Linked DNA regions of Homo sapiens: regions 2, 3, 4 and 5 are each linked to region 1. A link is an interaction called in ENCODE POLR2A ChIA-PET data of the cell type or tissue named here. Cell type or tissue: CD4-positive, alpha-beta T cell. All regions are shown on one strand. Links, peaks and the distances in the headings refer to the core of each region. The heading gives the core; the rest is flanking DNA. Region 1 has its middle 60 kb from the start of SLFN11. Region 2 overlaps SLFN12L (schlafen family member 12 like). Region 3 overlaps SLFN12L (schlafen family member 12 like). Region 4 overlaps LOC105371932. Region 5 has its middle 20 kb from the start of SLC35G3.

Region 1 (6,544 bases), core at 1,257-5,256:
GACATGGATGAAGCTGGAAACCATCATTCTCAGCAAACTAACACAAGAACAGAAAACCAAACACCACATGTTCTCACTCATAGTGGAAGCTGAACAATGAAAACACATGGACACAGGGAGGGGAACATCACACACCAGGGCCTGTCAGGGGGTGGGGGCATAGGGGAGGGATAGCATTAGTAGAAGTACCTAATGTAGGTGATGGGTTGATGGGTGCAGCAAACCACCATGGCACATGTATACCTATGTAACAAAACTCCACATTCTGCACATGTATCCCAGAACTTAAAGTATAATAAAATAAATAAATATATAATAAATAAATAAATAAATAAAAAGCAAGACTCAATGATCTGTTGCCTATAAGAAACATGTTTCACCCATACAGATACACATAGGCCGAAAATAAAGGGATGGAAAAAGATATTCTATGCTAATGGAAACCAAAAAAGAGCAGGAGTAGCTATACTTGTGTCAGACAAAATAGATTACAAGACAAAACTTTTGGCCAGGTGCAGTGGCTCATGTTTATAATTCCAGAACTTTCAGAGGCCTAGATGGGCAGATTGCTTGAGCCCAGGAGTTTGAGACCAGCCTGGGCAACATGGCAAAACCTCATCTCTATTTAAAATAGAAAAACCACTCAGGTATGGTGGTGCATGCCTGTAGTCCCAGCTAGTCAGGAGGCTGAGGTGGGAGGATCACTTGAGCCTGAGAAACAGAGGTTTCAGTGAGCCAAGATCACACCGGTGCACTCCAGCCTGGGTGAAAGAGCAAGACCCTGTCTCAAAAAAAATTAACTTTTTGTTGTTTTTATTCATCTTATTGTACTGACTATGTCTTGAAAAGTTGGTTTTTACTATATTTGTTTATCATTTAATCTTTCTATTTAAGATAAGAGTAGTTTACACGGCACAGTTACAGTGCTATACTATTCTGTGTTTTTCTGTGTACTTTCTATTGCCAATGAGATTTGTACCTTCAGATTATTTTTTCTCATTCATTAATGTCTTTATTTCTGATTGAAGTACTGCCTTTCACATCTCTTGTAGGACTGGTCTGGCGTTTATGAAATCCCTGTTTCTGTATGTCTCGGAAAGTCTTATTTCTCCTTCATGTTTGAAGGATTTTTCACCTGATATACTATTCTAGGGTGGGTGTTTTTTTCCTTCAGCACTTTAAATATGTCATGCCAGCTCTCTCCTGGCCTGTAAGGTTGAAATGTCTGCTGCCACACTTATTGGGATTCCATTGCATATTATTTTTTTCTTTTCTTTTGCTGCTTTTGGGAGCTTTTCTTTAACCTTGAGCTTTGGAAATTTGATTATTACGTGCCTTGAAGTAGTCTTCTTTAGGTTAAATCTGCTTTGTGTTCTATAACCTTCTTGTAATTGGATATTGATTTCTTTCTCTGGGTTTGGGATGTTCTCTGTTATTATCCCTTTGAATAAACTTTTTACCCCTATCTCTTTCTCTAGCTCCTCTTTGTCCAATTTCCACTCTGTGCCTTTTAAGTGGAACATTTAGACCATTTACATTCAACGTTAATATTTATATGTGAGGTTTTTAATCCTGTTGTGATGTTGTTAGCTGGTTTCTTTGTAGTCCCGATTTGTGTAGTTGCTTTATAAGGTCTGTGAACTATGTATAATACTTAAGTGTGCTTTTGTGGTAGCAGGCATCATTCTTTCATTTCCATATTTAAAACTCTCTTAGGATATCTCGTAATGCTAGTCTAGTGGTAAAAAATAAGGTCCTTTAACAATTGCTTGCCTGGAAAATATTTTATTTCTTCTTTGTTTATGAAGCTTAGTTTGGGAAGACATCAAATTCCTGGTTGGACTTCCTTTTATTTGAGAATACTGAAAATAAGTACTCAATCTCTTCTCATTTGTAAGGTTTCTGCTGAGAAGTCCATTGTTAGCCTAATGGGGTTCCCTTGTAAGTGATCTGACATTTTTCTCTAGGTGTCGTTTAACATTTTTTCTTTAGTATTGACTTTGGATACTCTGGTGACTATGTGCCTTGGTGACATTTGTCTTGTATAGTATCTTGCAGGTGTTCTCCAGGTTTATTGTGTTTGGATGTCTACCTCTCTAACAAGATTAGGAAAACATTTTTGAATTATTCCTTCAAATAAGTTTTCCAGCTGTTTACTTTTTCTTCTTCTCTCAGGAATTCCAATCTTTTGTAGATTTGGTTGCTTAACATAATCCTATGTTTCTAAAAAATTTTACTCATTTTTAAACAATTCTTTATTTCTGTGTGACTGAGTTAGTTAGAAATATTGGTCTTCATGCTCTGAAATTCTTCCTTGTGCTTGATCTAGTCTGTTGATAGAGATTTCAATAGTATTTTGAAATTCTGTAAGTGAGTTTTTCAATTTCTGAAGATCTGATAAGTTTTAAAAAGATGCTTATCTCTTCCTTCATTTTCTGGATTGCTTTAGTAGTTTCCTTGCGTCGATTTTCAGCCTTGTCTTGGATCTCGTTGAGCTGCCTTGCAATCCATGCTTTGAATTCTCTGTCATTTCTGAGCTTCCTTTTTTGTTAGGGTCCATTGGTGGAGAGCTAGTGTAATCTTTTGGTGGTGTCACAACATTCAGATTTTTCATGGTGCTGGAATTCTTACACTGTTTCCTTCTTATCTGGAGAGGCTAGCACTTCTAATTTTTGTAATTAATTTAATGTGGAAAGAATTTTTTTTCTTTGCCTTTCTCCCCCACCCCATCTCTAGCAGGGTATAGCTACAGAGTATGTTGAGTAGGGCCTTCTGGCTTTGCTTCTGTAACCCTATGCACTTCTGTTGGCAGGTTTTACACTGGGCTGTGATATTTGATCTACAGGCCAGTAGATGGCGCTTAAGGGTAATTGTCAGCTGCGGCACAAGCAGAGGAGTATGTAACTGATCTTTGTTTACTGTGAAGTTCTCTCTATTGTCTCAGGAGGTGGGCTGGGCAGTGGAGAGCCCCCTACCCTAAGCTTTCCTGTTCTTGGAGGGTAGCTGGAGCCCCTAGCTTGCCTAAGAAGGCCCCAGTAGTGAGTGCAGGCACCAGCCCTGATGACAGTGGGTGGGTGGCTCCCGGTGAAATGCGCTGAGGTGTCTTTGGGGTGAGGAGGTTAGGGGGCTGTACTGGCTCCCCATCCTACATAGGCAGGAACATGATCTGTTTGCCTATCACACCCCTGTTCTGGGCGGGGTTGGTGACTCCTAGTTCAGACACACATAGCCAATCTCTGGACCCCTACGTGGTTGAGAGCCACAGGAAACTGTTTTGTGAGTCTCCGTGGGAGTGGTTTGGGGGCAAAACTTTGTAACTCAGCCCAATAGAGATAGCTTTGTGGCTCCTCTGTTTTCTGATGTGGTAGCACTGCTGCTTCATGTGAAGGGTGGGGCGGGGAGAGCTCCACCCCAAACCCTTACATGGTTGGTTATGGTGGTGTCCGCTGATTGGGTCCACCTGACCTCGGCCCCGGTGGAAGTTATCGGGTGGCAGCAGAGTTGGAATGGGATAGGTAGTTCCCCGTTTCCAGGACCCCAGACGGCCTGCTGGGACAGTGTATATGAGTCCGGAATGGGCTGGACCAGGGTCAGGCTAGCCCAGACTTCAGGTACGGGCTGTGATGACGAGGAGTGGGCTAGTCTCCCGGGTCGGTCACCGCTGAACTCTCAGGTGAGGGCAGGCAGAGCACTTGGGCGGTGGAATCCCAAGGAAGATCAAAAGCTTGGGGGGTTGGGTTTTCAGAAGGGCTCTGGGCTGCAGCTGAAAATGTTTACATGGGGCAGGGTGGCTGTGCTGTGGGTCTTTCACCGGGGAGGGCAGGACCCCTCAGCTGGGGCAGTGGGGACGGGGCACTCTTGCACTTCCCTCCCACGCAAGCAATGCTGGATTTCACTGCTGCGGGCACACAAAGGTGCAAAGCCTCCTCTTCCCACGCTGGCCTGGGGGTGGTAGGGATGGAGCCAAAAAGCTTGTTGCTGGCCTCAGGGAATTGGGCTCTCAAAGGAACCGAGCCATGGCCATAATTTCAGGAAGGGGCAGGAAGGCCGTTGTGGGCCGGAAGCCAGCGAGCCCGATTTGGCAGGGGACAGCAGACGCGGGGAGTCCTCGGTTACACAGTCTCCTCCTTCTTATCTCAGCTGAGACATCAGTGCTGAAGGCACAGGAAGGTGTCCAGCCTCCTTGTTCCCTCCCAGACCCGGGGGCAACAGGGGTGGAGGGGGAGGCAAAGGCAACAGAGATCGAAAAGGGCCTGTCAGCTACCTCAATGAGTCCTGCACGCAGAGGAACACCAAGTCTCCACCGCGGTGTTCGGGCAGGAATGGGGCGGGTGCACTGGGTGCCAGAAGGTGGTGAGCCTCATAGTGTATGCAGAGAGTTGCCCGGTGTGTGCAGTCTGTCCATTGTTCCTCCGTATCTTGGCTGTGACATCCATGCTGGAGGTACACACAAATGTGTCCAGTCTTCTTGTTCCCTCCTTGGCCTGAGGGCAGCAAAAGCGGAGGCAGCGGCAGTGGCGACTGTGGAGGGCTTGTCAGTTACCTCTGGGGAACTTGATCCCCATTACAAGCCATTACGAGCCACAGTGTTCAGGCGGGGTCAGGGCAGCTGTGCTAGGAGCCCAGGCCTGGGACCCTGTCTGGTGAGGAGCAGTGGGGATGGAGATGTTGTGCAGTGTGCAGTTTGGCCTCTCCTCAGCACCACAGCTGCACCACAACCTAGGGTTGTGCAGAAGAGGCTGGTCCCACTTGTTGGCAGGGCTGCATGGGGATCAAAGGCCCAGGGGTTCCACGTGGGCTTGAGTGTGCCTCTGCATAGACCCTCTGTAGGTCTGGAGGCCTACACAGTGGGGTGGGGGTTGGTCAAGGGACTCTCCCATACCCTGAATTGCAAAGACCTAAGTGTAGATTCCCCAGGGACTCTTTCTCTGCCTTAGGGAGCTTCTCCCTGCTCCAGCTCTGCCTCTCTCTCTGTTCTCTGTGGGTCCCATCACTTCCTTGAAGAAAATCCTAGCATGATCTCAGCCTATTCACTTGTAGAGTTAGTATTTACTCACTACTTTGTGTTCCTCTCTGAGAGAGAGGCAGGCACTAGCTGCTTCTACTCAGTCATCTTGAACCGGAACCTGATACTCTTCTTTTTTTTCTTTTGAGGCAGGGTCTTGCTCTGTAACCCAGGCTGGAGTGCAGTGGTGTGACCTCAGCTCACTGCAGCCTCAACTTCCCAGGCTCAAATGATCTTCCCACCCCAGCCTCCTGAGTAGCTGAGACTACAGGCACACATCACCATCCCCAGCTAATTTTTGTATTTGTTGTAGAGACAAGGTCTCCCTACGTTGCCCAGGCTGGGCTCATGTTTCCCAGGCTGGGCTGCAACTCCTGGGCTCAAGCGATTCACCCACCTCAGCCTCCCAAGTTGCTGGGATTACAGGGAGGGGCCGATACTCTTTTTCTGATAAATGACTCAGTCTTTTTGTGTGGCTGCCAATGGAATCTGTTTTTACATTCCGACAAGTATATTTTGGGTTATGTCCCAGTGTTGACTACTCAGTGTTAAGCTTCTCAGACACACGGTAGGCCTCTATGATATATAGATTCAGGTGCTCTTTTAGTTTGAACACATTTTATTCCATTATCATTCTAAATATTTGCTCCATTCTACTGCTTTATTTTACTCTTTGACAGGTTCCAATTATATATACACTGAAAATCCATTGACTATCTTCTCGTTAATCTGTTTTTTTCATTTCTTAAAAAATAGTCTTTTATTTTTTAGAGCAATCTTAGATTCCCAGCAAAATTGAGGGGAAGTACAGAGTTCCAGTACACACCCCACCCAGCACATGCAGACTCTACCCCCAACCCTCTGCTTCTTAATCAACATCTTTACCAGAGTGGTACATTTGTTACAATTGATGAACCTACATCGACATATCATTATCACCCAAAGCCCATACTTTACATTAGGTTTCTCTCTCAGTGTTGTACCTTCTATGGATTTGGACAGATTATTTTTTAAATTTCATTTCAATAGCTTGTTGGGGAACTATTGTGGTTTTTGTTTACATAGATAAGTTCTTTAGTGGTCATTTCTGAGTTATTGGTGCAGCTGTCATCCGGGCAGTGTTCACTGTACCCAATGTGGAGCCTTTTATCCCTCACCACCCCTATTCTTCCCCCTAAGTCCCCAAATTCCATTGTAACATTCTTGTGCCTTTGTGTCCTAATAGCTTAGTTCCCACTTATAAGTGAGAACGTATGATATTTGGTTTTTCATTCTTGAATTATTGCACTTAGAATAATGGTCTCCAACTCCATCCAGGTTGCTGCAAAGGCCATTATTTTGTTCCTTTTTCTGGCTGAGTCATATTCCATGGTATGTGTATTTTATTTATATATATATATATATATATACACACACACACACATACACACACATATATATATGTGTATATATATGCCAACATCTACTTTTTTTACTTTTAAATTATGGCCATTCTTGCAGGAATAAGAATGGTAAGGTGGTATCACATTGTGGTTTTGA
Region 2 (6,544 bases), core at 1,394-5,393, 170 kb after region 1:
ATGAAAAACACAGAAGAAGTTGACAGTCTGCAATGGGAAGAAGGTCCTCACCAGAATCCAATGATGCTGGTATCTTGATCTTGGACTTCCCAGGCTCCAGAACTGAGTAATAAATTTCTGTTATTTATAAGTCACCCAATTTATGGTATTTTGTTGTGGCAGGCCAAACAGACTAAGACAGTGTGCTTTAGTCTATGTATACATAATCCATTAGCTCTTTTCCTTTAAAATCTATTGGGATCACTGTTTTGCTATAGACGAAAACCTAAAGACTGTAGGTTTGTCAAGTGGCCTAGAGACAGTTGAGAGTAAAGTCCATCATAGGTAGTAATCACTACACTAGGAAAGGGCTATAAAGGGGTCAGAATATTCCTGTCCACTGCTAGACCACTATCACGCAGATACTCAGCTAAGGTTGTAGATACCACCTTTGTCTCTATAAATTTCTGATCATGTGTAAACAATAATAAAATTGAGGCCCCAGATCATTTGGACAATTGGGGTTACATCAAGAGAATTCATATGCAAATCATGGTGGTGACATACAGAGGAAAAAGAACCGTCTATTCCATATAACACTTAACAATTTACAGGGACCAGAGTAGATGTTCAATAAATGACACAACTCCTTGTGCACCAGAGTAGTCACCACTCCCCATGTGATTTGGGGACTCTGTGCTTTTGCATAGGTGTGCTCTGAGACTCTAATGTTTTCCTCCACCTTTGTCACCTGATAAACTCTCTATCATCCATCCCAGAACTCCCATATTTGTCCTTCACTCTCTGCTACTCCCACATAACTTTGTACCTATACTTGGCACTAATTTCACCATAGATCTAGGGAAATATTTAGAAACAAAGCAGTGAAGTGGCCAGAGCAGTTGTTTTCAAACTGCAGGAAATCAAGCGAGGACTCCCAATCATTTAAGACACCAGAAGGAAAAGCTTTGGTTCAGTTCCTACCTTAGACACTGAACCTCAGGGGGTTCAAAGCACGTTCCATGTTCTGGAATGCCCTCCTTGAAATTATCTAAACCATTTCCAGTGCCAGGTACCAATCAGCACCAGCAGTGTCATCCTGGCAGGGTGCCCCAGACTGGACAGAACTACTAGCATCCCTGTTCCTTCCATCTGGGAAACTCAATGGCCCTTCACCCAAGAAACCCTGGGACTTGTGGCTGTGGGGTTGTCCTAGGACCTCATGGCTAGGTCCTATTCCAGGAGAATAGCCTGGCAAGTGCATTGCTCTCACTATCTGGAGCAGGATTTCTTTCACAGGATCAAGTCAGATTGGATTGCCAGGATGGTGCTGATAATGCTGATTTGGGTTTATTCAAATTGTTTATATTGACAGAGGCTCACAAAAAAAAAATTTACTCGGGTAGAATTTATTACTGAAGTCATCTGGTCCATGGCCTTTCTTAGTTGGGTTTTAGATTACTGATTCCATCTCCTTACTAGACATAGGTCTATTCAGATTTTCTGTTTTTTCCTGACTCAGTGTTGGTAGGTGATGTGTTTCTAGGAATTTGTCCATTTCATCTAGGTTATTTGATTTGTTGGCATACAATTTTTTACAGTACACTCTTATAATCCTTTTGATTTCTATAAAATCAATAGTAATGTCTCTTCTTTCTTTTTTGATTTTAGTTGAGTTTTTTCTTTCATCAATCTAGCTAAAGGTTTGTCAATCTTGATCTTTTCAAAAAACCAACTCTTTATTTTTCATTAATTTTTTCCTACATATTTTGACTTTTTAGTATAGTCATTTTGACTAGATGAGATGGTATTTCATTGTGATTTCGCTTTGCAGCTCTCTGATGATTAGTGATGTTGACCTTTTAAATGTTTGTGAGCAGCTTGCATGTTTTCTTTTGAGAAGTTTCTGTTCATGCCCTTTGCACATTTTTTAAATGGAGTTGTTTGTTTTTTTCTTGATTCATTTAAGTTCTTTATAAAGTCTGGATATTAGTCTTTTGTTGGATGCATGACTTGCAAACATTTTCTCCCATTCTCTAGGTTGTCTGTTTACTCTGTTGAGACTTTTGCTGTGCAGACGCTGTTTAGTTAAGTCCCATTTGTCTATCTTTGATTTTGTGGCATTTGCTTTTGAGATCTTTATAATAATTTATTTGCCCAGGGCAATGTCTAGAAGAGTATATCCTAGATTTTCTTCTAGAACTTTTATAGTTCGTGGTCTTACATTTCAGTCTTAATTTTGAGTTAATTTTTGTATATGGTGAGAGACAGGGATCCAGTTTCATTCTTCTGCATATGGTTAGCTATTTATTGAATAGGGTGTCCTTTCTCCATTGGTTATTTTGGTGGACTTTATCAAAGATGAGTTGGTTGTAGGTGTGAAGCTTTATTTCAGGGGTCTTTATTCTGTTCCATTGGTCTACGTGTCTATTTTTGTATCAGTACTATGTTTTGGTTACTGTAGCCTTGAAGTATAGCTTGAAATGCAGTAATGTGGTGTAAGGCTCCCTATCCTGTTTTGTTCTTTTTGTTTAGGATTGCCTTGGCTATTCAGGCTCTTTTTTGGTTGCATACAAATTTTAAATCATTTTTTCTAATTCTGTGAAAAATGACATTGGTAATTTCATAGGAATAGCATTGAATCTGTAGATTGTTTTGGGGAGTGTGAACATTTTAATGATACTGATTCTTCCAACACATGAGCATGGAGTGCTTTTGCATTTGTTTGTGTCGTCTATGATTTCTTTCAGCAGTGTTTCATAGTTCTCCTCGTAAAGTTCTTTCACCTCCTTGATTAGCCCCTGCTCTCCAATTCTTCTTGCAGCCTCTGTAACTGGAGTCCTGTCCCCTTTCCTCCCAGCCCAACTTCCTGCACTGTCTGTATCAGGCCTTGCCCTGGATGAACCCTTTTGGCTCACCCACCATACACAGAAGGTGACAGAAATCACATCTCACCCTCAGATTGCTTAAGGAGGGTACGCATACCACTGGGAAACTTGGAACCCATGGGAGCTGCAGTTGAGCCACCTTATAGAGGACCGAGCACTTGTGGACTAGCCTGGGATCCTGGCCACCCGAGTCCAACACCTGCAGCCATGTAAAACTTTCCATGGTTCAAAACCTCAGGCTTCAGGCATACATCTGGAACACAATGCTAAAATTAAATAAATAAATAAATAAAAACGAGCTGAGGACTGAGCCGACCAAATCTCTAGGGCCTAAAACTCACTGGCCTCCCTTAAACCTTGGGTCTAGGTTTACAGGTTAGATGTTTCCACTGAAATCCTTTATACTTTTGACTATAGGGGAAATTCTATCAGACCTGAACTCATGATTTAGGCTATGTTGTTGGCTATCTTTAATGGGAATGGGGGTGGCATTCATATCTCCTTAGAGTTATGCCAGAACAACAGGTTAGTAAGAACTGCAACCCACAAGGGTGGGACAGGAGGCAGAAGAGCTACCTCCTGGGGAGCAAAAAGCATAGAGCGTGATTTGCCGTCTTCGGATACCACTTTGCATTTAGTTCGGAACAGCACTGCTTTCACCCTTTCCCTCTTCTAGATGATAAACCAGCAGCGCAAGAGGGTGCTTGGTTTTTCTTTCAGGATCTAGGGCGCAGTTCGTCAGTGCCTGGTCACATTTCACCTAAATAACCCATTCCCCAACTCCCTGAATGCTCAGGACTCCAGGAGGGTGGGCAACCCCCATCCGATGGACACCTGCCAAGTCTGGCCTGTCCATACAGCACTCCCCACTTCTCCAGCTCTGCACCAACACCTCACGGGCTTGAGCCACCGCGCCCGGCCGCCCTGCGGCTTTTTAAGGCGCTCCCCAGCCCACGCACGGGCGGAAGTTTTGTCATCTACAGCTTTCAAGTCCTCCATTGCTAAGTCTACAACAGCCTGCGGTTTTGACAGACATTGCTACAGAGACAGGAGCCAACTTTCCCAGAAGGGAGAGAAAGCAGCCTCGGGTCTCCCCGAGATCGGTGGGGTTGCTCTGGCAGCGCCCCACCTCGTCCCGGAGCCCACGGACCACCCCCCCCGGACCCCCGGAATAAGAAACGGAGGCTGGAAGGTTTGGCAGTGGAGCGGGACGAATTTATCTGCCAGCAATTCCCTGGAAACAGGATTCCTTGCAGGCGCTGTGCCAGCGCGGGCCCTTAAGCAACTGAAAGTTAAACGCCCACGTGAATAGCTCTGAGGGATCACGGAGAAGTTCTCGTTTCGTCTGTACCTATTTGTATTTTCTAAGGCGAAAAAAAAGTTATTTAAAGAAAAAGAGAACGAACCTGGCGAGGTCCATGTCTGCGCACTCTTCACCAAGTAGGGGGACCTGAGTTCTTTTCCACTTTCCTGCTCTCCGCGTCCGTGTGCGGCTAGCCCCTCGCTCAGCTGCATTTCTATCGGGCACTCGACTCCCCGGAAGTGGTGGCACCGCACGCGCTGTTATCGACTCTGCGCCTTTGGAAACGGTGTGTCTGCGAATCCAACGACGGGCGCGGTGACTCACGCCTGTAATCCCAGCACTTTGGGAGGCTGAGGAGGGTGGATCACCAGCTTAGGAGATAGAGACCATCCTGGCTAACATGGTGAAAACCCGTCTCTACTAAAAATACAAAAAAATTAGCCGGGCATGGTAGCGGGCGCCTGTAGTCCCAGCTACTCGGGAGGCTGAGGCAGGAGAATGGCGTGAACCCCGGAGGCGCAGCTTGCAGTGAGCCGAGATCGTGCCACTACGCTCCAGCCTGGGCGACAGAGCAAGACTCCGTCTCAAAAAAAAATTGACGAAGGACCAAACCCCTAAAGGGGTGACATTCCAGCTTGACTCGTATCCCAGAGCAGCCCTGCTGTCCCCTTGCTTGAAAGCGCAGTTGACGCCAGAAACCGGGGGAGAGCAGCTACTAATGCACAGGGGAGGAGGGAGGTGCGAGGAGCGGGTTGCTCTCAGAGAGACAGAGTTGAACAACTACCCCTTGCGGTGTAGGAAGTATCTTGCGGCCTTCTAGGCCAATTAGTTGGCTTCGAACAGTCCAGTGGCTCCTCTAACTGGATACAGCCCTCCTGTCACGTTGCTTTCGTGGGGCCCTTGTTATGGTAATTACGATAATACACGTTTCTCCAGCCCACACGTCTAAGAACTGTTGCGAGAACCCATACTTTTTGAAATGCACACAGGCCAAAATGACTCACTAACTGAGGAGTTCACCAGTCTGAATTGCCCTTTCTCCCTAGCTCCATCCCACTCCGGACTCAATTAAGGGCCTGCCGTTGGAAGTCCCATCTAGAATCTTAAGGTACAGGCAGAGTACTTCTTCACACTGAATGAGCACATGCATTGAAAGTATATAGCTGGCCGGGCGCGGTGGCTCAGGACTGTAATCCCAGCACTTTGGGAGGCAGAGGCGGGCGGATCACCTGAGGTCAGGAGTTTGAGACCAGCCTGGCCAACATGAAGAAATCCCGTCTCTACTAAAAATACAAAAATTAGCCGGGCGTGGTGGCACGCGCCTGTAATCCCAGCTACTCGGGAGGCTGAGGCAATAGAGTCTCTTGAACCGGGGAGGCGGAAGTTGCAGTGAGCCCAGATCCCGCCACTGCACTCCAGCCTAGGCGACAGAGCGAGACTTTGCCTCAAAAACAAAACAAAACAAAAGTACATAGCCGTGCTTTTCTTCATTTCATCTGATTCTCACGCCAGCTCTAAGGAAACAGCTTCACTGAAGTGAGGAAACTCTTCTTCAGTCACTGACTTACAAAATGGTAGTGCAGGGATTTTCCCAGACCACCAAGAAGGCATCCAAGAAGTAAGCAAAAAAGATTACGACGTCGTTCCTATACCGTGGCAGTGGCTCACGCCTATTATCCCAGCACTTTGAGCGGAGGAGACAGGAAGGTCGCTTGACCCCAGGACTTCAGGACTAGCCTGGCAATATAAGGAGACGTCATCTCTACAAATAATTTTTTAAAATAACCGGGCGTGGTGGCAGTGCACTTGTGGTCCCAGCTACTAAGGAGGCTATGGTGGGAGGATCACTTGAACTTGGGCTGTTGAGGCTGCAGTGAGCCGTGATCAGGCTACTGCACTCCAGCCTGAGCGACAGAGTGAAACCCTGTCCGTATATATATGTACATATATATATGTAAAATGAATGCAGCAATATACCCCCCAAAATTATATTAAGACCAACAGAGGTTTACTCTCGGTATCCAAGAGTGATTTAGATGTGAAAATCAATCGGCCTATTCACTGCATTAATGAAAAAAGGAACATCACATGATCATTTCAATAGATACCGAAAAAGCATTTGACTCTTGAAAGTTATCCTCAGAAAGAATACATATGACGTCTGCACTTATTCCATAGATCAAAACAAGTCACCTTGCCAAGCCTAATATCAATGGGGCAGAAAACTGTCATCTACTTCCGGAGAGGAACACCAACCTTGTGGAATATTATGACAGTTTATACAGCACAGCATCTTATGCTCCAAGTGGGACAAAAATCCCACAACCAGTCATGATTTTTAAAAAGAACCCTTAGCAAATTGGGAATAGAAAGA
Region 3 (6,544 bases), core at 1,187-5,186, 220 kb after region 1:
GCAAATAAACTAGAAAATCTAGAAGAAATGGATAAATTCCTGGACGCATAGGCCCTCCCAAGTCTAAACCAGGAAGAAGTCGAATCCCTGAATAGACCAATAACAGCTTCTGAAATTGAGGCAGTAATTAATACCCTACCAACCAGAAAAACTCCAGGACCAGACAGATTCACAGCTGAATTCTACCAGAGGTATGAAGAGGAGCTGGTACCATTCCTTCTGAAGTTATTCTAAACAATAGAAAAAGAGGGAATCCTCCCTAACTCATTTTATGAGGCCAGCATCATCCTGATACCAAAACCTGGTAGAGATACAACAAAAAAAAGAAAATTTTTTTTGATGAACATCAATGCAAAAAATCCTCAAAAAAATACTGGCAAACCGAATCCAGCAGCACATCAAAAAGCTTATCCACCACAGTCAAGTCAGCTTCATCCCTGGGATGCAAGGCTGGTTGAACATACGCAAATCAATAAACGTAATCCATCACATAAACAGAACGAATGACAAAAGCCACATGATTATCTCAATAGATGCAGAAAAGGCCTTCAACAAAATTCAACACCCCTCCATGCTAAAAATTCTCAATAAACTAGGTATCGATGGAACGTACCTCAAAATAATAAGAGCTATTTATCACAAACCCACAGCCAGTATCATACTGAATGGGCAGAAGCTGGATACATTCCCTTTGAAAACCAGCACAAGACAAGGATGCCCCCTCTCACCACTCCTAGTCAACATAGTATTGGAAGTTCTGGCCAGGGAAATGAGGCAAGAGAAAGAAATAAAGGGTATTCAAGTAGGAAAAGAGGAAGTTGAATTGTCTCTGTTTGCAGATGACATGATTGTATATTTAGAAAACCCCACAGTCTCAGCCCAAAAATCTCCTTAAGCTTATAAGCAACTTCAGCAAAGTCTCAGGATACAAAATCAATGTGCTAAAATCACAAGCATTCCTATGCACCGATAACAGACAGACAGCCAAATCATGAGTGAACTCCCATTCACAATTGCTACAAAGAGAATAAAATACCTAGGAATACAACTTACAAGGGATGTGAAGGACCTCTTCAAGGAGAACTACAAACCACTGCTCAAGGAAATAAGAGAGGACACAAATAAATGGAAAAACATTCCATGCTCATGGATAGGAAGAATCAATATTGTGAAAATGGCCATACTGCCCAAAGTAATTTACAGATTCAATGCTATCCCCATCAAGCTACCAGTGACTTTATTCACAGAACTGGAAAAAACTACTTTAAACTTCATATAGAACCAAGCCTGCATAGCCAAGACAATCCTAAGCAAAAAGAACAAAGCTGGAGGCATCAAGCTACCCTACTTCAAACTATATTACAAGGCTACAATAACCAAAACAGCATGGTGCTGGTACCAAAACAGACATATAGACCAATGGAACAGAACAGAGGCCTCAGAAATAACACCACACATCCACAACCATTTGATCTGACAAACCTAACAAAAACAAGCAATGGGGAAAGGATTCCCTATTCAATAAATGGTGTTGGGAAAACTGGCTAGCCACATGCAGAAAACTGAAAGTGGACCCCTTCCTTATGCCTTATACAAAAATTAACTCAAGATGGATTAAAGACTTAAATGTAAGACCTAAAACCATAAAAATCCTAGAAGGAAACCTAGGCAATAACATCCAGGACATAGGCATTGGCAAAGACTTCATGACTAAAACACCAAAAGCAATGGCAACAAAAGCCAAAACTGACAAATGGGATCTAATTAAACTAAAGAGCTTCTGCACAGCAAAAGAAACTAACATCAGAGTGAACAGGCAATCTACAGCATGGGAAAAAATTTTTGCAATCTATCCATGTGACAAAGGGCTAATATCCAGAATCTACAAGGAACTTAAACAAATTCACAAGAAAAAAACAAACAACCCCATCAAAAAGTGGGCAAAGGATATGAACAGACAGTTCTCAAAAAGAAGACATTTATGCACCCAACAAACATATGAAAAAAAGCTCATCATCACTGGTCATTAGAGAAAAGCAAATCAAAACCACAATGAGATACCATCTCATGCCAGTTAGAATGGCGATCATTAAAAAGTCAGGAAACAACAGATGCTGGAGAGGATGTGGAGAAATAGGAATGCTTTTACACTGTTGATGGGAGTGTAAATTAGTTCCACCATTGTGGAAGACAGTGTGGCAATTCCTCAAGGATCTGGAACCAGAAATACCATTTGACCCAGCAATCCCATTACTGGGTATATACCCAAAGGATTATAAATTATTCTGCTATAAAGACACATACACACATATGTTTATTGTGGCACTATTCACAATAGCAAAGACTTGGAACCAACCCAAATGTCCATCAATGATAGACTGGATAAAGAAAATGTGGCACATATACACCATGGAATACTATGCAGCCATTAAAAAGGATGAGTGCATTGCTTTGCAGGGACATGGATGAAGCTGGAAACCATCATTCTCAGCAAACTAACACAAGAACAGAAAACCAAATACCACATGTTCTCTCTCATAAGTGGGAGTTGAACAATGAGAACACACGGACACATAAAGGGGAACATCACACACTGGGGCATATCTGGGGGTGGGGGGCTAGGGGAGGGACAACATTAGGAGAAATACCTAATGTGGGTGACGGGTTGGTGGGTGCAGCAAACCACCATGGCATGTGAATACCTATGTAACAAACCTGCACATTCTGCACATGTACCCCAGAACTTAAAGTATAATAAGAAAAGAACTTGTCCATATAACAAAATACCACCTGTTCCCCTAAAACTATTGAAATAATAAAAATAATAATAGTAAATAAAAAATAAAATAGATTAGAAAAGAAAAAAGTTGAAGAGATGGAAGCTCAGAAACATTAATTAACTTTCTCAAAGTCACTCAAACCCATACTGAAAGAGAAACCCATACTCTTCCGACTAACATTATAACCTCATAAACGTCATCTGTCACGTCTTTTGGTACCCTGGCTAGCCTCCTGGGTGACTGCTTTGTCTTTTTTTTTTTTTTTTTTTTGAGATCGAGACCATCCTGGCCAACATGGTGAAACCCCGTCTCTACGAAAAATACAAAAAATTAGTCAGGCGTGGTGGCAGGCACCTGTAGTCCTAGCTACTCGGGAGGCTGAGGCAGGAGAATCACTTGAACCCGGGAGGCGGAGGTTGCAGTGAGCCAAGATTGTGCCACTGCACTCCAGTCTGGTGACAGAGTGAGACTCTGTCAGAAAAAAAAAGAGAAAGAAAGGAAGGAAGGAAGGAAGGAAGGAAGGAAGGAAGGAAGGAAGGAAGGAAGGAAGGAAGGAAGGAAGGGAAGGGAAGGGAAGAAAGAAAGAAAGAAAGAAAGAAAGAAAGAAAGAAAGAAAGAAAGAAAGAAAGAAAGAAAGAAAGAAAGAAAAGAAAAGAAAAGAAAAGAAAAGAAAAGAAAGAAAGAAAGAAAGAGAAAGGGAGAGAAGTTAAACTTTTGGACTATACATTCTTATGTAGATAGTGGGGGAAATGAAGATGGCCAAGGGACGTGGTAAATCTGACAAATGGAGTAAAAGGAACATCAATGATTCTTAGTCTTTTTTATTTCAAAGAACTTGTATTTGGGAGTGGTTGTGCAAATCAATAAAACTTAACTGTGCTATGGTGAGAAGGGGGCTCCTAAGACTCTCAGAATTGTGCCACAACCTGCACAATCACTTTTTTCTTTTGCTTGACTATGCATTCGTGCATGCCGTGAAAACATTTCGTTATTTGATTCAGTAGCGCAGGAAACATTCAATGAAAGCTCACACTAAACACAGTCCTGTCAGAGATACTAAGAATCTGTCTGCTGGGGACATATGGTTTAGGTCACAACAAATTGCCATAACGTGGCTTAAACATATGTGAAGAAAAATCCATAGCCCCAAATGCCTATATTGGTTAAAGAGAAAGATAAAAGTAGAGTGAATTTACAGAACTTAGAAAAAGAACTAGATCACAAAGGAACACAAAATAAAGGGAATAATAAATGTAAGGGCAGGAGGAAATTGAAAAATTAAAAAACAATTTATTTGATTAATTAACAAGATTAAAAGTTTTGTTTTTCCTTGTTTTGCTTTTTTGTCTGGTTTTCCATCTTTTTAGACAACCCACTAGCACTTTTATTTTTTTCACTAGCATCTTTATTATTTTAAAGAAATGAACAAATAAAATGGTGGTTGATGCAGGTGTGAAAAGGAAATAGACTTCTGAGCAGGAAATTATGTAGAAGGCCAGATCTTTCATGATCTTACTCATATGTCTGATACGTGCCTTGTAATAAAGCTTACAACTGTCTTCTTCTGTATTTTATGACCATTAAAACAACCTTGTCAGATTATTTATACAAAGTGCCATTTGTGACATACAAGCTTTAAAGTTTTAATGTTTATTCCTATGGACATGTTCTTTCAAGTATAGCATGCCATTGGTTTCCATGGATAAAATTTTCATATTGGCAACTCTCTTCTTTTATTATATTTACTTATTTATTTATTTATTTTTGAGATGGAGTTTCACTCTTGTTGCCCAGGCTGGAGTGCAGTGGCGCGATCTCGGTTCACTGCAACCTCCATCTCGCAGGTTCAAGTGAGTCTCCTGCCTCAGCCTCCCAAGTAGCTGGAATTACAGGTTCCTGCCACCACGCCTGGCTAACTTTTTAAATTTTTTTTATTTTTATTTTTTTAATAGAGATGGGGTTTCATCGTGTTGGCCAGGATGGTCGTGAAATCCTGACCTCAGGTGATCCACCCACCTCGGCCTCCCAAAGTGCTGGGATTATAGGTGTGAGCCACCCAGCCCGGCCTGACAACTCTCTTCTACATCTAAAAGTGCAAATTATTTTGTATGAAATAGAAACCTCAAGAACTGCTAATCTTTTCTTCTCCCTTTAAGACCCAAAGAAAAAAATCAATACACAGAAAACTCTAGTAGATTTCTTCCTCTAAAATCATACCTGAGAAAGATTTGGTTCCATCAAAATATGTATTAAGAAATTTGAAAACATAAATGAATGGTTTTTAAAAATAGGCACAGGCCGCGCACAGTGGCTCACGCCTGTAATCCTTTGGGAGGCCGAGGCGAGTGGATCACCTGAGGTCAGGAGTTTGAGACCAGCCTGGCCAACATAGCGAAACCCCGACTCTACTAAAAATACAAAAATTAGCTGGGCGTGGTGGCACATGCCTCTTATGCCAGCTACTTGGGAGGCTGAGGAAGGAGAATTGCTTGGACCTGGGAGTTGGAGGTTGCAGTGAGCCGAGATTGCACCACTGCACTCCAGCCTGTGCAAAAGGGAGTGAGACTCCATCTCAAAAAAAAAAAAAAAGGCACAAAAGCAAAGCTTGTTTAATAAAAAATTGATAGTGCAGATAAATCAATAACAGAATAAAAAGCCTGAGGGACGTTATCAAGAAAAATTTTATAAAGTACCTGGCTCCGTTGGGATTACTGGAAAACTTTTTTTAAAACTTCAAAATCAGGCCAGGCACCGTGGCTCTCACCTATAATCCTTACACTTTGGGAGGCCAAGGCAGGCATATCACTTGAGGCCAGGAGTTCAAGACCAGCCTGGCTAACACAGTGAAATCCTCACCCCTACTGAAAATACAAAAATTAGCCAGGCATGATGGCAGGTGCCTGTAATCCCAGCTACTCAGGAGGCTGAGGCAGGAGAATCACTAGAACCCAGGAGGCAGAGGTTGCAGTGAACAAAAATCATTCCACTGCACTCCAGCCTGGTGAGACCCTGTCTCAAAAACAAAAACAAACCAAAAGACAAAAACAAAAAAACTTCAAAATCATATAATTATCACATTATTAAATATATATTGTTTGACACACAAAAAATGGCAGGCTACAACATTCAGTTTTATATACTTTATAAACAATATTATGGTGATCAATAATATTTTCAGCCTTATCTCTTATCATCTTAATAATATTACATTGTTTTACAATTTGTAAACATCAAATAAACAGAATTTTATATTCTGCTTTTATCACATAACACCTCTACAACCCTTTCAAGTTGTTATGCTTTTAGTTATATGTTACATTTCATCAAGAAGATGCTTAACACAATGTTGTATGTAGAAACTATTTTTAAAAGATGCATATTAATGAACTAGGTACTTCTCAATTGTTGAAATTGCTCTCAATTCATACTTAACCATAAATAATAGTCATAAATCATTTACTCAACAAATATTTATTGGAAATCTATTATTTGCCTAGCACTGTGCTAAATCCAGAAAAGACAGTGGTGAACAAAACAAACCTGGTCCCTGTTCTTGAGGAGGTTGACAGTAAACAAGTGACTCCTATGGACAAAAGTTTAGAATGTCAGGGGAGCTTAGAATGGAAACACTGCCCTCACCTGGCAGTTGGAGAGGGAATGGGTTCAGAGAAGGATTTCCAGAAAAAGTAACATTTGAGTTAAGATCTGAAGAATGCAAATGAGGTGAAGAGTTAATTTGGTGAAGAAGGGGGGGAAGAATTTTC
Region 4 (6,544 bases), core at 1,401-5,400, 74 kb before region 1:
TTCACTTAGTTGTATGGGCACCTCTTTAGCTCCTGTAGAGAAATAGGTGCAAACTAGTGCAAGTGTGGTGAGTGACATAGGGGAGTATAGGAGAGTCTGGACTACCTGCTCCTGCAGCTTAATTGTGTCCTTTGCTCCTGCTCAAGTTCCATTCTGGATTTCCACATTAACACGTTCTGCTTCTGGGCCCATCCAACTTGGGGACTTGTTAGGTCCAACAGAATCCAGCTTATCATGGACAGTTTCAGATGCATGGTTAGCTGGTGTCCCAAGGATAAGTGTTCAGTCTCTATCAGGATCCACTAACGTGCAAGTGCTATTTCTCAAATGGCATATAATTCTCTGCTGTGGATGTCATGGCCTTGTTCCAGAATCCCAGGTGCCTGCCTTGGGATTCTCCCTCTGGGGCTTGCCATGATCCCCATACTGCATTGTCCAACTATTGCCAGATAGAATGCCACAGGCTGTCAGATTGTAAGGTGCAAGTTGCAGGGTGTGATTGCGCCATGTACTGCAGTACTGCTGCAGTACTTCCTGCTCTAGGTCCCTTGAAGCATGCAGCTCTACATGTCACCTGATTTATGGTCCAGAGTAGTATTTTTGGTATGGAGTATGTTGCCTGTAGAAGTTAAATAGTCCTGCCAGATGCTATGCTTTCTTCTTTGCGGTAGGGGATGCAAGATACAGAAATTTGTCCTTTACTATGGAGGGGACACCTAGTGCAACTCTTACTGCTGAATCCCTTAAAAATTTCACAGGAGTGGCTGGTTCCTGAAATCTTAGCATGGTTTATCTCCAGTCCTCTGGAATGTGTACATCTTACCAAGGCCCCTAGAGCCACCACTTGTTCATCTGTTCAGAAGCATGATGTCAAAGTAATGGGTCCATGTGGTGTTCTCTGGGCTGTCCAGATGGTGCAGATTTCTTTGTACTATATTATGACTGAAAGCAAGAGTTAAAATAACCCTGGAGCAAAATGTAACTGAATATTTTTGTCCGTTCCACATGAATGTGAACTGTTTCTGATCTTCTTTTCAATTGGAATGGAAGAGAATGCATTCGCCAAATCAGTGCTCACATACTTTTCACCTGAAGGCTTACTAACGTTGATCTAGATGACACCAAATAGCAGCCAGAATCAGAGTTACTCCTCGGTTAAGCCTGTGGTAGTCTATAGTCATTCTTCAGGATCTTGCCAATTTCTTCAGGGGCTAGGCTAACAAATTAAATGAAAATATAACGGGAACTGCCTTCCCTGCATCCTTTAGTTCTTTAATAGTGGCACGCATCTCTTACACTATGAAACTGATTTTTATTTATCATCTTGGCTGAGTTGTGGGCAGCTTCAGAGGTTTCCATTTGGCCGTCCCCACTATAATAGTTATGCTTTACCGACCCGGGCCTAATGTTGGGGATAGTCCAACTATGCACTTGGCTGCTTGGGAAATCATCCACAGACCAAATGAACCACTGTGAGTCAGATTTCAGACAGAACTCCATTCATTACCTTGTCCCATTGTAACAGGCACTATGATGATATTTCAGGTTTCTGGGTATCAGTGTTAACTCACATCCCATATTCAACAGACCTTGAAATGTCTGGTTATTTCCTTTCCCCAGCATATGGTCACATGAGTAAATGCCCATAGGTACCTTTGGGGAAGAGCTGGAGGAATTGTCATGGCATACATTTGCCATGGCATTGTAAGATTCTTCCTCCTGGGGACCCATCACTTCAGCCAGTGGGTTCCAGATCTGCAAATTGACTTGAGTTTGAGAACTAAACAAGAAGTTGTGGCTTTTTACTGGGGGCAATCACCCATAGCTTCCTGCTCCTTTATTATTGCTCTTCGTGGGTTATGGATGTTAAGTAACATTCTTATTGGCTGCCTGTCTATTTTGCCTCTAAGGACATCATTCTCCATTAACCATCTCCACAACTCCCTGTGGCTCTAGTCCCGGTGGCTGTCTGACTAACCATGCCAGTTACTGTGGTAATTGTGACCTCCTAGCTTCTATTATTTGAGGGCTCCCATCATGCATTCCCATGGGTGTTAATGAGCCCAGCTTTGAGACTGCCTCACCTACCATCCTCTTTGGCATGCAGTGGACAGCCATCACTGGACTTCTTTGATGCAGGTGCCCCTCTCACCAGTGCTTTCTGGCAGTCTTGGTGAGTGGCGTGTAATCTGGGACATGTCATAGAACAAAATCCTCTAGCTGCATTACTTCTGGTCTTACCTAATATATCCATTCCTTCATGCTCATTTCCCTCAAACTCTTTATTTCTTCCTCTACCATATGTCAGGGGAATTTGGGCATTTCCATGTTGCTGAGAGTTGGGAGTCAATGAAAGATGAGAGAGCTGTCAGACAATGATGCAAGTCTGATCCTGTGTGGAGGAGAGGGGAAAAAGATTGGGTGGAAGTATGCCAGATATTTACTCAAAGTCAAGCAAAAGTTGGCCATTAGAGGCATCCTTTGTCTCCTAGGAGAAGGCCTGCCCTGCTGTCCTTGCCATACTCAGTCATCAGCTGGGAGCAGCCCATGGAAGCATGGCCTTCACACAAATGTGCAATGGATTTCAAAGTGAGGCAGCTGGGGTGCTTTGTGAATTAAGCTCCAAGTTGAGGTCTTTGAAGTGCATTCTCACAATTGCCAGAGTGTCCTTTACAGCAAAAAGAATTTTTTTTCTAGTCCGAGCTACAGCCTAGGATTACATGGTGACTTTGTCTTGTCTTTTTAATGTTCTTCAATCTAGAACAGTCTTTCCATTTGGGTTTGGGTTTAACGTTTTCTTTTCTTTTTACTTTGAGACAGGGTCTTGCTATATTGCCCAGGCTGGTCTTGAACTCCTGGCCTCAAGCAATCCTCCTGCCTCAAACTCCCAAGTAGCTTGGACTACAGGTGGGCACCATTGAACCCTCTAATGTTTCCTTATAGTTACTTTCTATTGTGCTGTTTTGTTTTGTTTTATTGGGTCAGGAATACATAAGAAATAAAAATTGTTCTTTTAGTGGCATGCAATTTAATTTGTCCTGTTACTAATGATGTTAACTTTGATCACTTGGTTGAGGTGATATATTCCAGGATTCTCTGGAAAATTAGTGTCTTTTTCCTTTGTAATAAATAGAGCATCTTGTGGGGATATGCTTTGAGACTCTGTAATTACCCTCAGTGTGCTAAAGATCTGAGGGGATATAGAGAGAAAATTCTGAGTCACACTTTCATTTCATGTAGCTGAAAAAGCAACTTAAACATTGGACTTGACTGAAATTAAGCTTGGACTTAACTGAGCTCCTTCAGGAAAAGCTTAATTACTTACTGAGACAGGAAAATCATCAGGACACTCTCGGATCTCAATGTGGGTACTGGGAGTGCCAGAGAACCAAGATTCTCCCTCCCACTCTCTCTGATGTGTGTGATTCATATGAACATTGATAAAGGATGTCTCATCCCTCCTTCAAGTAAACTTGTTCTGACAAAATTTCACCACACTTTGTCAAATGGCAAACATTGTTCCTAAGAAACATCATATACGTGTTTATGCAAATTTTGTTTTTTAAACTTTTTATCAAGAAAAGAAAAAAAGTGGAAAATATGTTTTTGCCTGAAAAGTGAATATTATAAACAAGTAGCTTGGGTTTGAAAGATAGTCTGTGGAAACACAGATAAGGCTCTATGCTAAGATGCTTGCTGCTATAATCCTCAGTCCCCTAGTAAAAGTTTCTGCAAAAAGCTTGGCCAGCCATGATGCCATTGAGCATTGACCCCCATAATCAATCTCCCTGTGACTCTCACGGAGAATGCTGAAGCAAATTTTCTGTAGTGAGGGATCTGTAGACCATGGCATGCAGCCTCCAGTCTCACTGTGCAGACTGAGGACAGTGACACAGGTCATTGACACACGGCTGACCTAGGCAGTGATTCTCCCTACACTAATACAGTGATTCTTTCTGTGAGAGACTGCCTGCCCTTAATAAGATAACATGCCCCTTTGGCCGGGCACAGTGGCTCACGCCTGTAATCCCAGCACTTTGGGAGGCCGAGGCGGGCGGAACATGAGGTCAGGAGACTGAGACCATCCTGGCTAACACAGTGAAACCCCGTCTCTACTAAAAATACAAAAAAAAAAAAAATAGCTGGGTGTGGTGGCGGGCACCTGTAGTCCCAGCTACTCAGGAGGCTGAGGCAGGAGAATGGCATGAACCTGGGAGGTAGAGCTTGCAGCGAGCCAAGATCGAGCCACTGCTCTCCAGCCTGGGTGACAAAGCGAGATTCTGCCTCAAAAAAAAAAAAAAAAAAAAGAATAACCTGCCCCTTTAACCTACCAACTCTCTTCTCCTCTTTAGTTTGTTGAAGCAAAAACAACGTAAATATTGCATTAACCAAGTGTGTGTATGAGAGAGAGAGAGAGAGGAGAGAGAGAGAAGAGAGAGAGAGAGAGAGAATGAGCAGTTATGGCTCTTGGCATTTTTTACTGGACAAGGCAAACCTAAAGATTTTACTTTTAAACTTGAATTAATGCTGAGAGTAAGTCACATCTGCCCTCACTTCCCTCCCACTCCACACAAACATGCATACCACTGGAAAGGCAACATTTTATCAAAGGCATTTGGCGTTTTTCCTCTCTTATGACCCTCTAGAAGCTTGAGAATGTGGGAGAGAAGGGCTGGAACCAGAAATGGAGAAGTAGTGCTGGAACAATAATGACCTGAAAGCCAGTGGAACTGAGGTCTCCTGCAGGAACTTTTGGGGAGGCCTGGATACTTTGGAGACCAATGGGTATGGATGGAAAGAAGAGCAGAAATGATTCAGCTCATAAAGCAGTGAAAAGGAATGATCTAAGTACATGAACAAATCTTTAAAGCAAAATGTTAAAGTGTGGGAGCAAGTTCTACAGAACACATACAATATGATACTTTTTTTTTTTTTTTTAAAGAGACAGGGTCTCACTCTATTGCCCATGCAGGGGTGCAGTGGCACAATCAGAGCTCATAGCATCCTTCAACTCCTGGGCTCAAGCCATCTTCCCACTTCAGCCTCCTGAGTAGCTGGGACTTCATAGGCAGGCACCACCACACCCAGCTAATTTAAAACAATTTTTTTGGCTGGGCGCGGGGGCTCACACCTGTAATTCCAGCACTTTGGAAAGCCGAGGCAGGCAGATCATGAGGTCAAGAGTTCGTAGACCAGCATGGCCAATATGGTGAAACCTTGTCTCTACTAAAAATACAAAAATCAGCTGGGCGTGGTGGGATGTGCCTGTAGTCCCAGCTACTTGGGAGGCCAAGGCAGGAGAATTGCTTGAACCCCGGAGGCCGACATTGCAGCAAGCCGAGATTGCGCCACTGCACTCCAGCCTGAGTGACACAGCAAGACTCCGTCTCAAACAAACAAACAAACAAACAAACAATTTTTTTTTTTTAGAGATAGGGTCTTGCTATGTTGCCCAGGCTGGTCTCAAACTCTGGGCCTCAAGCCGTCTTCCCTCTCAGCCTTCCAAAGTGCTGGAATTACAGTCGTGAGTAACTGCACCTGGCCAACATGATGCCATTTACATGCAGCTTAAACGCATATACATGTGTTGAATCAGTGTCATGTGTTGATGAGGGACATAAACACATTTACTAAAAGTATAAACAGTTGCATGGGAATTAGTAACTTTAAATTCATAAAATTGTACTGGCTATCAGGTGAGTAGGGGACAAGTGGAATGAGGGAATGAGACCAGCTGGGTACCCAAATATTGCTAATGTTATTGCTTAAGCTGTGTGGTGAATACACAGGTGTTCAATTTACTATTATTTCGCACTTTCCGTGTACTTTAGCTATTTGACAATACATTTAAAAATCGAAAACTTATCCCATAATCCCAGGCTCCAGAGGTGATAGTAGGTGGTGTTTTCCAGACCTTTCCCGCTGCCTTGATTTTCTGTTAACTGGCCACCATCCTTGTCTCCTCGCGCTGCCGGTCGCTGCAGAACCCCTGCGCGGAGGGACTGCCAGTTCCCAGGAAGGTGCAGGACAGCTGGAGCCTCTTCTTCTCTGGGCAGGGATTTAAATGTTCTTGGGTAGCCTCGCCAGAGACCTGTGCGGCCCTACAGTGACCTTCTTTCCAGCCACTTTCCCATGAGCTCAAAGCTTTGGATTCTGTCACTTGCAAAGGGTCAGGCCTGATCCCTTGCGGGTTCTTGAGAAGTGAGTAAGACTTCCAGCGCCCCGGCCCAGACTGCGACGACCCAGACTGCGACGACCCAGTCTGCGCCTGGCGCAGGCTCCATAGACGGCTTTTCTTCAGCTCTGTCCACTGAGACCTCGAGCCCTTGAGCAGAAGATGGGAGAGAGAGGGTCTTGCTGGGCGGGCTCCAGAAGTCCTCCTGGCTCTGGGCGCAGGAGTTGGAAGAGAAGAGATAGAGAAACATCTACTCACCAGAATTGTAAACTGGAAGAAGGGTAGAGGAAAGGTGCCTAGAGAGGGCAGCTGGAATCAGGATTGGGCTGAATATTTTAGGAGTCCCCAAGTGCTACTTCTATCCGCTGG
Region 5 (5,272 bases), core at 1-4,000, 99 kb before region 1:
CCAATACACCTCAATAACAAGACAGTAGATTTCACTGCGGTTCATAACCATGAAAGATTTCAGAGGAAACAGCCACACAATGAGCCACGTTTCTGGGTTCTGCGCAAGTAGGTGAGTATTGTGTCTTGGGTGCAAACAGGTTCCGGAGATTATTCGCTAGGGGTTGCATTCCCCATGGTTGCCTGTGTATGAGCAAGTGTGTTGGAAATCTTTGTAGGGCAACAACATGGGATGGGGTTGGCTAGCCCATAAAGCTCAGTGTATCCCATCTCAAAAATCAACTAGGTCTGGCGCAGTGGCTTGTGCCTGTAATCCCAGCACTTTGGAAGGTGGAGGTAGGAGGATCGCTTGAGCCTGGGAGGTTGAGGCTGCAGTGAGCCCTGATCATGCCATTACACTTCAGCCTGGGTGACAGAGTGAGACCCCGTCTCAATCAATCAATCAACAATCAATAATCAATTAGACTCCTCTTGGGTACCAGTTCCCAGAGATTGAGGTCTGTGTGAAAAGAGATTTCCTTTCCATCCATTGCTTGGGGATGCGGGAACTAGAAAGGAACCCTCTAGGGCAGGGTCTGGGGCAGGGGGCCTGGAAGGTGGGCTGAGGATATTGGAAGCAGAGGGGTCTGGGAAGGGAAAGTATTGGGACTGTTCGGGATTGGTTTTATTGTTCATATGGAGTTCCTTGGTAGCTGAAGTGCCTGGGATACAAATGCCAAGATACCTACCCGCCCACCCAAAGAGTGGTAGTCTGCCTTCTTCCATTTGTACCTCTTGGAAATCCACCACCAAGCTTGGAGAATTCACCCTAACAAATTGTAAGTATTACCAGGTTTTCATGTAAGGATCTTGTGGTAGTGTGGATAGCTGTGATTGGCATGTGAGTCATAGCCAGTCACAGCTACCAATTACACTGAGGTTGGAACACCATTTTTACTTTCTGTACAACACGAGAAGCCTTGAAAATAAAATCTTAACCTTAAAAAAATAGTAGGCTGGGCACAGTGGCTCACGCTTATAATCTCAGCACTTTAGAAGGCTGAGGTGGGCAGATCGCTTGAACTCAGGAGTTCAAGATTAGCCTGGGCAACACAGTGAAACCCCGTTTCTACAAAAAAATACAAAAAATTAGCTGGACGTGATGGCATGCACCTGTGGTCCCAGCTACTTGGGAAGCTGAGGTGGTGGGATCTCTTGAGCCCAAGCAATTGAAGCTGCAGTGAGCTGTGAATGCACCACTGCACTCCAGCCTGGGCAACAGAGGAGACCCTGTCTAAAAAGAAAAAAAAAAAAAGTAATAGAGGCTGTAGGAAAGAACAGAGGAACAACAGCTACTTGGTGGGGCTGGGGCTACTAGCAGGTGGCAGTTAGTTGGTGAGTGTTGGGTGGGCCAAGGGTCTGATTTCTCATAATATCTAGGGATGGGGTGAAAATTCCTGCTGCCAGGCCAGAGGGGATGGTCAGCTCCAAGACAAGGAAGCAGTGTCCAGGTAAGAAATCTTCATTTCAATGGATCACAAACTCCTAAACTCTTAACAATTGAACAGAAGCATAGGTTTTATAATCTCTGTGCATGTGGGAAAACAGGAAAGAGCTCTTCCTCTCTCTTCTGGCTCGACAAAATAAATTCTTACGCGTATATCCCTTCCAGGAAAAAGCATTCATTTCAATGTCATCAGAACAGCACAACTTAGAGTTAAACAAGCCTTCAGGATGACAGACTTGGTAGCAGTTAGTGATTACTTTCATAGGACACAATAATATTCTCTGAAGTCTAGATGTTTTATACAGTTTTCCTTTGCTAGACATAACATTTGGAAAGACAATTTCAAGAAGCGAAATCATACCTACTTTTCTGCAGCTATAAAGGGTCGGAGAGACATTATCTACTTATCTTGCTGAGTTGGTTGTTTTCCCCACCAGATATGTAATTTTCAGAGCTAAGCACTGAAGTTTCACTAGTTATTTTGGAGAGAGCAAGTGCCAGACCCCAGAGTTCAAAACTTAGAAGATGCAAAGAAAAGGTCAGGATAGGATTATTATTATGTGGACTATAGATCTTGTGTTTCAGATCCACAGGAGTGGCATGAATATGGGTCTATGAAATGCTGATTCTATCAGATAATCTGCGGGGGGTTTTTCCTCCAATTATATGGGGGAAAAAAGCTGTGTAAGAAGAGATACATTGTCCACTACTTTCCAGATAGTTCTCAGATTTTTATAAGTTTTAAAAATCAAGTGGTACATGCACATAATATTGGAAGTGAAATAGTTTGACAGGGCTTAGTATAACACCAGCAGTCTCCTGCTCCTGCCCCCATCTTGTTCCTAGGGGCCATCACTTTGATGTTTCTTTTGGTACTTAGCTCTAAATGGTGCCATTTTGAGGTTTAACTAGATATTATCTATTTCCGGAAGATTTAGCTCAATTATACTCCCTCCCTATTTTGCTCTCCCCACATCCTGCCAAGATGATTTTATCACTGTTTTCGGTTAGAACAATATTCGATGTTCACCTTGTTATGAGCCTCTCTAGTCACAGTTGTGCTAGGTGATGTACTATGGGTGCATTTCATTTCTCATACAACTTTCTGCTTTCCTCAGGATTCATATCATCTTACTTTTTCTTTGTTTCATAACTTTTTTTTTTTGGTTAATCAAGTACATGAAGTCTACCATCAACTTTGTATCCTCAGGAGAAGGTCCCCCGAGCCTTCTGCCCTTGGATCCTGACTGGGGGCTCTCTGGGCCCACCCTCAGCTGTCATCCTGGACTCCCTGTCACATGTATCCAGAGGGCTCTTTTCCCAGGGTGGATCCTTGTTTCCTTGATGGAGCTGCTTGCAGGATATAGCATGGGAACAGGGTCAGGGCAGGGCTTGGGGGTGCCAAAGCCTCCCTGATTCACAGAAAAGTTGCATAGGGTACAGGGTTTTATAACTGTTTTGATGATTGGTACGGATTTCCTCTTTTCACAGACTAGATATTAGTCAGGGCTGCTTGTCACTCACAGATGTTTTTCTGATTTCAAAGATGATGTGTCCTTTGCCAATCCTGCGATTAACACAAGGGTAAGGAAACTCCAAGCCCCCTCTGCCCTTCAGTCTGGTTGTTCCAAACAAGTAGTCATTGAATTTTCTGCCCAGGGTCTACAAACCACCCAATACAGACAACCCCGTGTTCTGCTGACTGTGCCCAACATCTGTAGTGGCAGGTTTTCCCTCCTGGTGTCCTCGACCTCCACTGCATGAGGCAGCCTTAGCTCTTCTTCCCACATAATGAGGGCTGAGGTTTAGGTGTCTCATTTCTTATTTTTCATTTGGGGTATTGCAAAAAAGGGAACAGAGATGTCTTTGGTGTGACATCTTAAAAGTCTCCTATTACTACTATAATAAATGTAAAAATAAATGTAAAAAAAGATTCAGTAAAAATAAGTATAAAAAAAGTCCACTATTATTTAATTACCACTCTGCCAAAAAAAATTCTAGGGGAAAAAAAGTCCAGATGAAACATGTCACAATGCTAACAGTCTTTGGACAATAAATAAATCTATGTCCTTCCCTGCCCCTATTTCTAAAGATTTTTTTCCAGATTTCCCAAAATGTCAAGATTGACAGTGTATGTTAACCAATGGGAGAAAATAAAACAAACTTGAAAATTGTAAGGAGCTCTGAGTTTTTAAAACCTTTTCATTTTGAAGCAATTTAGACTTGTAGAAAAGTTATAAAAATAGTACAGTTCCAAACGCCTAGGCTTAAGCCATCCTCCTGCCTCAGCCTCCGAGGTAGCCGGGAATACAGGTATGTACCACTGTGTCCGGCGTCTCTGGACTTCTTTGATACCACTTTTATGTCTCACAGGTGCTTGATTTTCTTTTACTCTTACCATTCTAGCCATTCACTCAGTCTTCTTTGCAGGCTACTTTGCAATGTACATTTAATTTACCTCTTCCTTGATGGGGGCATTCCTCAGCCTTTGTTCTGAATGGGATGTTTTCAGAGTCTTCTACAGTATCTCTGGGTGATCTCTTCCATCCTGTTGCTCCAAGCTGATCGTGCCTGGATTTGTATCTCCATCGTAGGCCTGTTTCTTGAACTCTAGACTTATATTATTTAAGTCTCCATGTTCCTCGTCTACCAAATCCAGTTGATCACAGTGTACTGTTCATTTTATTTCCTAAATCTCTCCCAAATTTACCCAAGCCTCTCCTTCCCCACTGCCACTGCTCTAGTCCAGACCATCTCTCAACTGCTTGGCTGCAACGATCCTCTAATGGTCTCTCTGCCTTTAGTCTTCCCTCCCCACATCCTTCCTCTATTCTGAGTTAATAATACACCATCTAAAAGTGTAGACTGGACCATGTCTCTTTCTTACCTAAAAACTTTCATAAAGGCATAAACATGACCTTGGGAACCTGTTGGTCCGAAAAATAACTCAATTTAAACCAAGGAAAGAGAACTTCATCTTGAAGCAGTGTGTTTTCTGGATATTGTTAGATCTTTGAGGACAGAATCATGCTTGGCATACAGTGGCTAGTCAATAAATTGCTGTTGAATGAATTAATGAGTGAATGAGAAAATGGTTGTTTAATATCTCCTAAGATTATTGCCATTAAGTTAATAATTATTTGCCAAACAATTATGATATACAGGGCTCTATGGTGGGTTCTTCAGGGAATACAAAGTTGCTCTTTTCATGAACCTTACAGTTCACTGAGCACCTGTTATGTGCCAGATAATGTGGTAATGATGGGGATACAGTGTTATACAATATATACAGGATCCCTGACCTCATGAAGTTTTTTATTTAGTAGTGGAGACACCCACAAAAATTACATAATTACTTAATTAGAGTTTTTATAACTGCTATTAATAAAAAGCACAGAAATCTATAAGAACACTTTATAGTGGGACCCTAATCTAGCATGAGGGTTGGGGATAGTGGAGATGGAGAAGGGCAGGGTAGGGGTATAAGATATATATACATAAGTATAGCAAAAGAACATGCTAAGTTCCATAAGAGAACCACAGCAAAGCAATAATGAGATTTAGAGAAGGGAGAATCATGCTGAACAAATAATGTGTCCAAGACCCAAAGGAACTATTCTTTAATGATGAATCTCTGGGTATGCAGTAAAGGTATGCAGCAAAGGCACAGTGAAAGTTGATTATACAAATTGGGTAATTTTTGTCATACTCAACTAAAACAGAGTCTAGAGACCAGGGAATAAAAGCACTCAGGGCATAGAGCATTGCACCAAGGATATAATCCTCT

The links. Peaks named below come from ENCODE experiments on the same cell type or tissue, not always from the same donor. Only the 100,000 strongest peaks of a DNase experiment are listed, where the experiment ranks them.
Region 2: POLR2A ChIA-PET joins it to region 1 with 60 read pairs; 9 of 35 experiments call an interaction of 5 or more read pairs at or near these places.
Region 3: POLR2A ChIA-PET joins it to region 1 with 12 read pairs; 9 of 35 experiments call an interaction of 5 or more read pairs at or near these places.
Region 4: POLR2A ChIA-PET joins it to region 1 with 11 read pairs; 10 of 35 experiments call an interaction of 5 or more read pairs at or near these places.
Region 5: POLR2A ChIA-PET joins it to region 1 with 29 read pairs; 5 of 35 experiments call an interaction of 5 or more read pairs at or near these places.

What each region holds. Positions count from the first base shown.
Region 1 is chr17:35,310,034-35,316,577 of GRCh38, forward strand. No RefSeq gene overlaps it. Among named protein-coding and RNA genes, the nearest start is that of SLFN11, 60 kb to the right of the region's middle. RefSeq lists enhancers at 1,654-2,155, 3,334-3,993, 4,655-5,313. In CD4-positive, alpha-beta T cell, for the core only: a CTCF peak has its summit at 2,872 (motif pointing right); DNase peaks (open chromatin) are centred at 2,868, 3,258 and 4,218; H3K4me3 peaks cover 1,922 bases; H3K27ac peaks cover 1,510 bases.
Region 2 is chr17:35,483,453-35,489,996 of GRCh38, forward strand. All of the region lies in intron 2 of SLFN12L (schlafen family member 12 like), which reads right to left. Among named protein-coding and RNA genes, the nearest start is that of SLFN13, 38 kb to the left of the region's middle. RefSeq lists an enhancer at 3,724-4,003 and a silencer at 6,518-6,544. In CD4-positive, alpha-beta T cell, for the core only: no CTCF peak of the experiment used is centred there; DNase peaks (open chromatin) are centred at 3,839, 4,439 and 4,949; H3K4me3 peaks cover 2,164 bases; H3K27ac peaks cover 1,510 bases.
Region 3 is chr17:35,527,088-35,533,631 of GRCh38, forward strand. The region is part of intron 1 of SLFN12L (schlafen family member 12 like); the gene reads right to left. Among named protein-coding and RNA genes, the nearest start is that of SLFN12L, 7.3 kb to the right of the region's middle. In CD4-positive, alpha-beta T cell, for the core only: no CTCF peak of the experiment used is centred there; DNase peaks (open chromatin) are centred at 2,994, 3,774 and 4,264; H3K4me3 peaks cover 968 bases; H3K27ac peaks cover 1,466 bases.
Region 4 is chr17:35,235,585-35,242,128 of GRCh38, forward strand. It overlaps LOC105371932, which reads right to left. Exons shown (of 4, transcript XM_047437262.1): 4 at 4,459-6,386. The coding sequence ends at 5,939. Among named protein-coding and RNA genes, the nearest start is that of SLFN5, 4.2 kb to the right of the region's middle. In CD4-positive, alpha-beta T cell, for the core only: no CTCF peak of the experiment used is centred there; no DNase peak of the experiment used is centred there; H3K4me3 peaks cover 2,375 bases; H3K27ac peaks cover 3,162 bases.
Region 5 is chr17:35,211,968-35,217,239 of GRCh38, forward strand. No RefSeq gene overlaps it. Among named protein-coding and RNA genes, the nearest start is that of SLC35G3, 20 kb to the left of the region's middle. In CD4-positive, alpha-beta T cell, for the core only: no CTCF peak of the experiment used is centred there; DNase peaks (open chromatin) are centred at 2,394 and 2,984; H3K4me3 peaks cover 2,219 bases; H3K27ac peaks cover 3,305 bases.